2 separate regions of the Homo sapiens genome follow, and region 2 is linked to region 1. A link is a loop called in an ENCODE intact Hi-C map of the cell type or tissue named here. Cell type or tissue: left lung. All regions are shown on one strand.

Evidence for each region. Peaks named below come from ENCODE experiments on the same cell type or tissue, not always from the same donor. Only the 100,000 strongest peaks of a DNase experiment are listed, where the experiment ranks them.
Region 2: it touches region 1 in a loop (5-fold over the local background); 4 of 110 quality-filtered maps call a loop at or near these places.

The regions. Positions count from the first base shown.
Region 1 is chr22:20,724,265-20,729,264 of GRCh38, forward strand. It overlaps PI4KA (phosphatidylinositol 4-kinase alpha), which reads right to left. Exons shown (of 55, transcript NM_058004.4): 40 at 3,510-3,600; 41 at 2,966-3,133; 42 at 2,224-2,277. Among named protein-coding and RNA genes, the nearest start is that of SERPIND1, 47 kb to the right of the region's middle. In left lung, no CTCF peak of the experiment used is centred here; a DNase peak (open chromatin) is centred at 3,027.
Region 2 is chr22:20,782,112-20,787,111 of GRCh38, forward strand. All of the region lies in intron 19 of PI4KA (phosphatidylinositol 4-kinase alpha), which reads right to left. It overlaps SERPIND1 (serpin family D member 1), which reads left to right. Exons shown (of 5, transcript NM_000185.4): 3 at 1,861-2,134; 4 at 3,893-4,037; 5 at 4,764-5,000. The coding sequence ends at 4,955. Among named protein-coding and RNA genes, the nearest start is that of SERPIND1, 10 kb to the left of the region's middle. In left lung, a CTCF peak has its summit at 2,347 (motif pointing left); no DNase peak of the experiment used is centred here; H3K27ac peaks cover 1,081 bases.

The sequences.
Region 1 (5,000 bases):
ATTGCACTCCAGCCTGGGCAACAAGAGCGAAACTCTGTCTAAAAAAAAAAAAAAATTCTGGCTGAGCGCAGTGGCTCATGCCTGTAATCCTAGCACTATGGGATGCCAAGGCAGGTGAATCACCTGAGGTCAGGAGTTTTGAGACCAGCCTGGCCAACATGGTGAAACCCTGTCTCCACTAAAAATACAAAAAATAAGCCGGGCGTGGTGGCATGCACCTTCAATCCCAGCTACTTGGGAGGCTGAGGCAGGAGAACTGCTTGAATCTGGGAGGCAGAGGCTGCAAGGAGCCGAGAATGCCACTGCACTGCAGCCTGGGCAACAGAGCGAGACTCTGTCTAAAACAAAACAAAACGAACAAAAAAAAATTCCCTAAAAATGGAAAGCAAGAAAGAAACCAGTGAAACTAGCTGAGTCCTGAGTTGGTACAACCACACACAGAAGAATCATTTCAGGCGGCCTTTCTCTGGTAGCCACCACCAAGAGTTCACACGGAGGCCCTGGGTACTGGCTCCCCTCCCCACTGCCTCTGGATCTCACCCTTATGCTAGGCCTGTATGCAAGCAGAGAGCCAAGCAGTCAAGGGAAAATAATGTGGGAGGGGAGCCAGGGGGAAGGAAACAGGTTGCTGAAGAGAAGGTGCCTCATGACAATCCTGTAAGTTGCCACCAGTGTGAAGGCTCCGGCTTGGTGAGTGTGGCTCCACACATATCACCACTCAGAGGCGCAGAGAGTGTGGCACTACCTAGTGAGGGCAGTGAATGATTCCACAGGACTCAGTCTTTCAGCAGAGGCTGGCTGCTGTTCTAGAAGCACTTTGGTCTACAGACTCCAAGGCTAGCCCCTGGGACACCCAGCCATGTAACTCAGCCAGCCCACAGGTGGGCCAGAGTGGTGAGGACTCAGCCAGGACACATGGAGTCTGCTGCCCAATTCATCCAGGGAAATGAGGTCAGCCCTGGGGTTGGGGAATAGGGCAGACAAGCTGCACTCAGACACAGGGTGCAGTGGGCAGGCTGGCGCGAGGGCAGAGGCGGCTCGGGCTCCTGGCTGTGGTCATTCCCATGGATATTTTCTGTGCCATGACCTGTGCTGAGCACTTTATGTCCATGGATACTGTTACGGGCTGAACTGTGTCCCTTCAAATTCATATGTTACAGGACCTCAGAATGGTACTGTATTTGGAGATAGGGTCTTTATAGAGATGATTAAGGTAAAATGAGGTCAATAGGGTGGGTCCTAATCTAGTATGACAGGTGTTCTTATAAGGGGAGATTAGGACACAGACACACACAAAAGGATGACCCTGTAAGGACTCAGGGAGAAGATGGCTATCAATAAGCCAGGGAGATGGGCACAGTGGCTCAGGCCTATAATCCCAGCACTTTTGGAGGCGGAGGTGGGCAGATTGCCTGAGCTCAGGAGTTTGAGACCAGCCTGGGACAACATAGCGAAACTCCATCTCTACAAAAAATACAAAAATTAGCTGGGCGTGGTCGCACACGCCTGTCATCCCAGTTACTTGGGAGGGGTAGCGGGGAAGGTGCTGAGGTGGGAGGATAGCTTGAGCCCGAGAGGTTGAGGCTGCAGTGAGCTGAGATCACGCCACTGCACTCTAGCCTGAGTGACAGAGCGAGACCCTGTCTCTTAAAAAAAAAAAAAAAGCCAGGGAGACAGGCCTCAGAAGGAAACAACCCTGTTCGAACAATGACCTTGGACTTCTGGCCTCCAGAATTCATGTTTTTTGTTTGTTTGTTTGTTTTGTTTTTTGGCCTCCACAATTCTGAGAATGAGAATAGACATTTCTGTCGTTTAAGCTGCCCAGTCTGTGGTGCTTCGCTATGCAGCCCTGGCAGACTAATGCATATGTCATCTCGTTAATTTTCCTCACCACTTCCGGCTGAAGAGGGCAGGATTCAGGGATTTGAGGGGACCCCACCGATGAGAGGGAAGCCTGGCCAGGCTGCCTAGCCAGGCTGGCAACAGCCCCAGAACCGGCTCGCTCCACAGAGCATGCTTGGGCCTCAGGGTGAGGCAGTGGGTGAACATGGGTATCAAGGGACAATCACAGGGCCTGGGGTAGGGGGAGCAAGGGGACTGCTGGGCAGCCCTGCCCCTGAGGAGGCTCTGAGGAGCCTGTGAGGGCTGGGGACAGACCGGGCACAAGCTGGTGTGGAACACACTCTGTGAGTGAAGAGGACGGCCATGCAGGTGCAGGCTTACCTTGTCGTACCTGAGGGCCTGCACAATCTGGGGGATGTAGAAGAGGATGGCGTCCTGTGGAGGTGGAGCAGAGTTGGCCATGACTTCTGAGAGCAGAGCCACCCAACCCTACGGCCCAGGCCCTGCCTCTGCTTCTGCTCTGCCCACAGCAGGGCTGAGAACTGGGGAAAGCCCAGAGGATGGCAGGCAAAATGACCGATGGCTCAGAACACAGGAATGGAGGAAACAGGTAAAAGGAGCAAGGCTCCCGCTCTACAGCGGGCGAGGGCCTCGTGCTCCTCACTAGGGAGCCTGCCTCAGGGAATGGTCTGCTGTGGGTCAGACTCTAGAATATTCCAGAGACCCTTCTCCACCATCATCATGGCTATCTCGTGGGCTCCCTGGGCTCCCACAAGGAGTGAGGGACCCTCCACGGGTGAGGTCACTGTGGGGTTCCAAGGCACAGCTAGCTGCACTGCTGTGTGGGGTGTGCACAGCTGCCGCGCCGCCTCGTAATCAAACTCAAGTTAACTTTATGTCTTTAACTCAAACGCCTCACTAGATTAAAAAACAAATGTAACTAGAGAACACATTTGAATTAGAACTAAATCCATCTTCTACAACTACTTGAGCAAAAAACAGGGAAAGGACCAGTATGTAACGGGGCGACCTCATGGCCAATGGTGGGGCCTGTGCCTCTCACCAGGTAAGACCCCTCCCAACAGTCCTACCAGAGGCCAGCTCAGCAGGGCCCTGGGCTCACCGGAGGGAAGGACCGCAGGACTTTCACCCCGTACTGCGCCGTGAGAGGGTGCGGCGGGTACATGCTGGAGAAGTAGGAGAGGCCTGTGGGTGGGTCCGTGGGCGCCCAGCACAGCACATGGCTGAGCTCTGGAGCATCGGCGTCGATGGTGTGCCAGGTGACCAGGAACTGCAGAGAAGGTGGGGAGATGCTGTGGCTTGGGCAGTCCCGGGACCTCTGGAAATACCTGGTCCACGGGCCACACAAGGACGGCCATGAGAAGTGATGTTTCTAAGCATCGGTAACCATGGGGAAGATGCTTCTGATGTGTTATGGAAAACAACGTAACTGCAATTAGGGTGAAGTGCATTACATTTTTTTCTACTGTGAACAAAATAAATGCTACAGACAAGAAATAGAAAACACAGGAAATCAGAAAAACCATGAATAGCACTGAAGTTGCCAAGCGGCTGTTTTTGTCTCATTTCTAGTTTCAGGCATTTCTGGGTGCAGTGTGCTATTTTGTGCAGTTTGAACTCAGGCCCTGGTACGTGGGCTACACTACCTTGATTGCTTCAGGCACATCACTAACGGCTCCCGGGTCCAACCGAACGAGACGGGTCACTTCGTTCCCAATGGCTTCTGTGTTCTTAAACCTACAGTGCACAGAGGGTATGGGTGGTGCTGCCTCGCCAGGGAACCTGCACTCTCCCACCACACTGGAGTGAGGGGAGCCAGGGGGAAACACTGAACTGGAGGGATTCACATCAATACCAAGTGACGGCTTGGGTACAAACAAATAGAAAGAATGAAGACCTGCTATTTGATAGCACAACAGGGGGACTACAGCCAATAATAACTTAATTGTATATTGAAAAATAACTTTAAAAGAGTGTAACTGGATTGTTTGTAACTCCAAGGACAAATGCTTGAGGGGATGGATACCCCATTCTCCAAGATGTGCTTATTTCACGTTGCATGCCTGTATCAAAACATCTCATGCACCTCATAAATACAGACATCTACTACATATGCACAGAAATTTAAAAAAAAAGTTTAAATAAAAAAATGTTTAGCCAGGTGACGGCTAAATGTTCTATTATGCCACTAACTAGTAGGTCTGAACATTAGTGTTTTTTAAAAAGAGGATTATAATCTGCTGTGATGAAATGCTGGAACTTTCTTAAAGAAACAGGAATTTTTCTACACTTAACTGTTTAAAGGGCTTCCTTTCACCATCCTTGTCTTAAAACCCCTGCCTCTTACTCCTTTTCCTACCATATCCTCTCCTGACTCTCCACAGCTGCTCATCCAGTGAGTCAGTGTCTCAGTCAACAGTCCAGGGGCCACAAGGCACCTGGTCCATGAAGGGGCAGCTACTGGTTTCCAGGTGTTCCCACCTCAGGCTAATGCAAGGCGGATGTCCCATGAGCACTGTGCTTTGAGACAATGCAGAGCTGCGCTGCGATCCTATTCCAGAGGATCAAAGTAGGGCTGGAGAGAGGATGCAGTACATTGGCAAGTCTGGGCTCACAATGGAGAATCACCCACCCTGGACACATTCACAGGAGGCTGTGGACCATCTGGTGGGATTCTAAACAGGGACTCTGCAGTCCCTCTCAGCCACCATCGGTCTGAAGTTCTGTCCCCATAAGAGCTGCCACAGAGAGATCACAGGAATGTCACTGCTGTCTGCAGCATGTGCCTCCTCCAAATACTCTGCCACTGAAAGGTGACATCCAGGAACAAACCCAAACCCTCCCCAAGGCGGTTCCGGCAGCCACCTGCCAGGAGTGACAGCCTCCACATGCTTCCTATCCGGCAGGAATCAGATCTTGGCTCTGAATTCACCCTGCTGCTACCTCCCTAGGCTCCAGCTGCTGCAGCACCCCAGGCAGGCATCTGAAAAGATCACGAGGGTTGCTGGGTTATCTCTGCACAGAAGGGCTCGGGGAGTGTCCTGGGGCTCGAGGACTAGACTACTTCCTGACTATCCTTGAAAGGGGCTGCAGGGCACTCCTGAGAACTCATGACCCAGCTGGCAAGCACCCTGCGC
Region 2 (5,000 bases), 58 kb after region 1:
TTTTTGGCAGCATCAAAGTCCTCCAACCTACTGGTCTGTTGGAGCCCCCCAAGTACACCAAAGAGCCTCTGCATTAGCCCTGGCTGAGGGTTCAGGGACAGGCAGAGAAGTACAGCAGTGAGCCATCCCTGCCTGCATGGAGGTGGAGAAATGATCAGGCATGGTCAGTTGACAATCTCCTAAACACAGTAACCCGTGTCATACCACAGTGTAAACACACGTGCAAATGCTTCTGCTTCCTTTCCCCATCATGAGAATAGTCACTCAATGCCGGGCATCACAAGGGATCAAATGCTAGGAGTACCCAATCATTCATGGATGCTTCTCAAAGGGGACGAGTGTCTAGAAGTGTAATTTTAATTTCACTTAATTTCATATGGAATCATCTCCATTACTAATTTTGTTCTAATTTTAATGTGATAATCACTTTGTAAAGCACAATAAACAGAGGCAGGCTCTCATGAGGAAGTCAGAAGGAAAGAATCCCAAGAGACATGGGACAGCTCCATCCAAACTGAAAGGGCCGTGATTCCCAAAAGAGCAATTTTGTCCCCAAGGTCTGAAGACACTTTTGGTTGTCACAACCTGGGGGGTTGGAGTAAGCATTACTGGTATCTAGAAGGGGGAGGCTGGGGATGTTGCTAAACACCCTACCATGCACAGGGCAGCCCACATTGCCACAAACTATTATGTGGCCCAAATGTCAAAAATGCTGAGGTTGAGAAACCCTGGGTGAGGCAGACTCAGGGAGAAGGGAATCGAGCTTCACTCACAGGCAGGCAGGAGCTGTCTGGTACTTCAACCTCCAAGACACCTCCTGCTCATCTCATCCTGGCTGCTCTACCCACCAGCTAGAAACCTTGAACAAGTTACTTCACTTCTTTGTGCCTCTGTTTCCTCATATGTAAAAGAGGGATAACAAAACGCACACAACTTGCATGTTGCTAGGAGCAGAAATGAGATAATACAGGAAAGGTGCTGAGAAGAATGCCCGGCACATGGCCAGTTCTCAACTACTAGTCACCCATTACTATTAGTTACTCACATCTTAGAGCTAACATAGACATGGGCTTATTCCTGGATACACAGCACTGTCCCCATATCTACAGTGGTGATCCTAAGGGCAACATGGCATCACCCAAATGTCTTGTTAGTCACTACAGAATCACAGTGTGAGGGATGAAGGCCATCAAGACAGAGCTGAGGCTGGCAGGGTGGCTCATGCCTATAATCCCAGTGCTTTGGAAGGCTGAGGCAGGAGGATTGCTTGAGGCCAAGGGTTTGAGACCAGCCTAGGTAACATAGCAAGACCCCATCTACAATTAAAAAAAAAAAAAAAAAGACAGAAAGAAAAAATAGCCAGGCGTGGCATGTGCTTGTAGTCCAAGCTACTGGGGAGGGAGGCTGAGGCAGGAGGATTCCTTGAGCCTGGGAGTGTGAGGCTGCAGTGAGCTATGATGGCATCGCCGCACTCCAGCCTGCATGACACAGTGAGACCTGGTCTCAAAAACCAAATAATAATAACAGTAATAAAAGCTGGAAAGAGCTCAAAGTTACTCATTTGACAGATGTGACAGATGAAGAAATAGAAGCGAGTTAGGTGCCTTACCATGGTCAAACAACTAGTTCGTATCAGACCCTACTCCAGAAACTATTCCAGTCCGGGTAACCTCTCGTTAACCTCTCTTGTTAGAAATGCAAATTTCTGCCCAAATCAGGCCTCAGGAATCAAGAGACTGTGGGGTCGGCTCTGCAGGCTATCTGAATGAGGCCTCCAGGGAAATCAGATTCACTCTCAAGGGTGAGACGATTTCCCTAAAGGAACCTTCTCATAACAGCCTCTTCCTGTGGCCTTTACAGGATCCTGGGTGAATAAATTCCCAGTGGAAATGACACACAACCACAACTTCCGGCTGAATGAGAGAGAGGTAGTTAAGGTTTCCATGATGCAGACCAAGGGGAACTTCCTCGCAGCAAATGACCAGGAGCTGGACTGCGACATCCTCCAGCTGGAATACGTGGGGGGCATCAGCATGCTAATTGTGGTCCCACACAAGATGTCTGGGATGAAGACCCTCGAAGCGCAACTGACACCCCGGGTGGTGGAGAGATGGCAAAAAAGCATGACAAACAGGTATTTCACACTGTGTGTTTGTTCTTTTGAGCTCCCAGATGCTGGGGGTGTCTGGGAATACTGGAAAATGGATCATTTTTTTAAAAAGGGAGAATTATGTACAAGTACCCAAGAACTTCCATACAGGGCCACTCTGTTAATTCAGCCCCAATTTGTTGCTTGAGATAAGAGATGATTAGAGAGCATTCATAAGGGACACATCTGCCCTCTAGGGGCCAGTTTCAGAAGTTAGAGGCAGATGACTTAGAGACAGCTTGGTGCTTGCTTTGTGGCTTCGAGTCCCAGCTTCATCATCCCTAAAATGGGTATAATTCCATTACTTCCCCGGGTCACTTGAGAAAATAACAGAATCAGCGATGCTGAGCGCCCCTCCCAGTACTTGGAACCTAGGAGGCACTCAAAAAAAGATTGGCTCAACTCTTCCCTGCCCAGGAAATTCCAAGGTCCTCTTAGCCTACCGAGGACACATCATTCATGATTTCCTCTATTATTATTCGTTACTTTGTAGTTAAAACTGCAGGTGTTAAGTACTTATTGAGATTATTATTGGGTCATGGCAGAAAGAATGGAGAGGTCTTATTTCTGTCTTACTGGATACTGGCTAGGCCCATATGAAGAAGTGATTCTGGTTTGAACCTCCTTATAGGACAAGAATACAAACATATGCAACCAAACTGAGAAAAGTAGGCTCTCAGAGGAAGGTATTTGCCCGGGTAGCCAGTCATCATGCTCTGTGAATTTTTCCTTAACAACGTCCCTTCTGTACCTGCCTCCTTCCATTCCTCCCTGCAGCCCGGCAGCTCTTGAGAAAGGGACTGCATCTTTTTTTTTTTTTTTTTTTTGAGACAGGGTCTTGTTCTGTCACCCAGGCTGGAGTGCAGTGGCATCATCATGGCTCACTGCAGCCTCAACCTCCTGAACTTAAGTGATCCTCTCACCTCAGCCTCCTGAATAGTTGAGACTACAGGCGTGCACCTTCATGCCCAGCTAATTAAACTTTTTTTGGTAGAGATGAGGTCTCGCTGTGTTGCCCAGGCTGGTCTTGAACTCCTGGCCTCAAGCAGTCCTCCTGCCTTGGCCTTCCAAAGTGCTGGGATTAACAGGCGTGAGCCGCTGTGCCTGGCCCATTTGACTTTTAATTGAGATCTTACTTGGTGCAAGGTATGAGCTAGGTAAAAGAGTGAAGAAGATCAAGCCTTCCTGCCCATCCAGCTGGGATTGCACCTTAAATCTCTTTATCCCCTGCAAAGTGCCAGACTAACTCCACAGGCACTACTGTTGCTATCCGCCCCCTTAGGGATTGAGTAAGTTGAGGCAAAGATTGAGAATATTCAGCATTGTCTAGTATATACAGGAAAGGTTCTTTTTAAAAGTACACTACCAGATATTCGACTCCTTAATTACAAAAAAAAAACCAAATGCCTAAAATTGGGAAACCAAACCAGAGAATTATTTTAGATGCCTTTTTAAACCATAAACCAGGAAAAGTTCTGCTGCTAACCTTGAAGATAGGAAACGAACCATACAGTCTCAAGGAAATAATCATGCAACAGAAAACACACCTCAGTTTTCAGTAGCGGAATTACAAAGGAGTGTGCTTCCTAAAATCCTCAACTGACAGTCCCGGAATATAAATTTTAATAAGTGCTATATCAATTCTGTGATAAATATAACCCGTGGCCCTTTAAAGGGAAAATCATGATTCTTTTGTAACTTGTGGTTCAATAAAACTGGGCCCCCCTTTCCTTTTCTGTCTAGAACTCGAGAAGTGCTTCTGCCGAAATTCAAGCTGGAGAAGAACTACAATCTAGTGGAGTCCCTGAAGTTGATGGGGATCAGGATGCTGTTTGACAAAAATGGCAACATGGCAGGCATCTCAGACCAAAGGATCGCCATCGACCTGGTAACCACTCCCTTGTCCACCCCCGACCCGTCCCCAGGGTCTGCCTCAGCACAGCCCCACCTCCACTTGCCCTTCCTACCCACCCCCCAATCTCATGTCCCAGCTTGGGGTGCTGAGTCTGCTCTTCGGCCTGGGTGGGATACACAGAATGCCTAGTTTCATGGATGCCAGCTGGAGAGCACGGCACCTGGCAGACACTTACTGGGCAGGGGGGATCCCAAGAGCAGCCATGGGGTGAGCCCCACTCCCGCTGACACCAGAGACAGGGGAGACATGTGCTGCGGTCTGGGAAATAGCTACCCCCAGCCAAATCATGAAAGAGCCATTAAACACCGCACTATACACATACTTAACTTAAACCAATCGGGCGCTCAGCAAAAGAGAGAGAACACCAGTCCAAACAGTGCAGCAGACCCAGTTCCCCATCCCGGAGAAGTGCGCAGCAGTGTGGGGAGCTGGAGCTGGGGTGGCTGTCCTGCACCAGCCCCCACGACCCTCAGACCACAGGCACTGCCAAGAGGGAACATGAACCTAGCCGGCCTCTAAGTGCAACGGCTGCCCCTGACAGGTGGTGACAGATATTTTCAAGAGTGACTCTGACCAGCTGTGATTTCCACCTTACATGTTGTCTTTGGATCCTTTCCCTGAATGATATGAGATTGTGCTGGGAACTCTAGCCCTCTGTGTGCTGACCTCCAGAATCTGACAACTTTCCTTTCCAAACAGTTCAAGCACCAAGGCACGATCACAGTGAACGAGGAAGGCACCCAAGCCACCACTGTGACCACGGTGGGGTTCATGCCGCTGTCCACCCAAGTCCGCTTCACTGTCGACCGCCCCTTTCTTTTCCTCATCTACGAGCATCGCACCAGCTGCCTGCTCTTCATGGGAAGAGTGGCCAACCCCAGCAGGTCCTAGAGGTGGAGGTCTAGGTGTCTGAAGTGCCTTGGGGGCACCCTCATT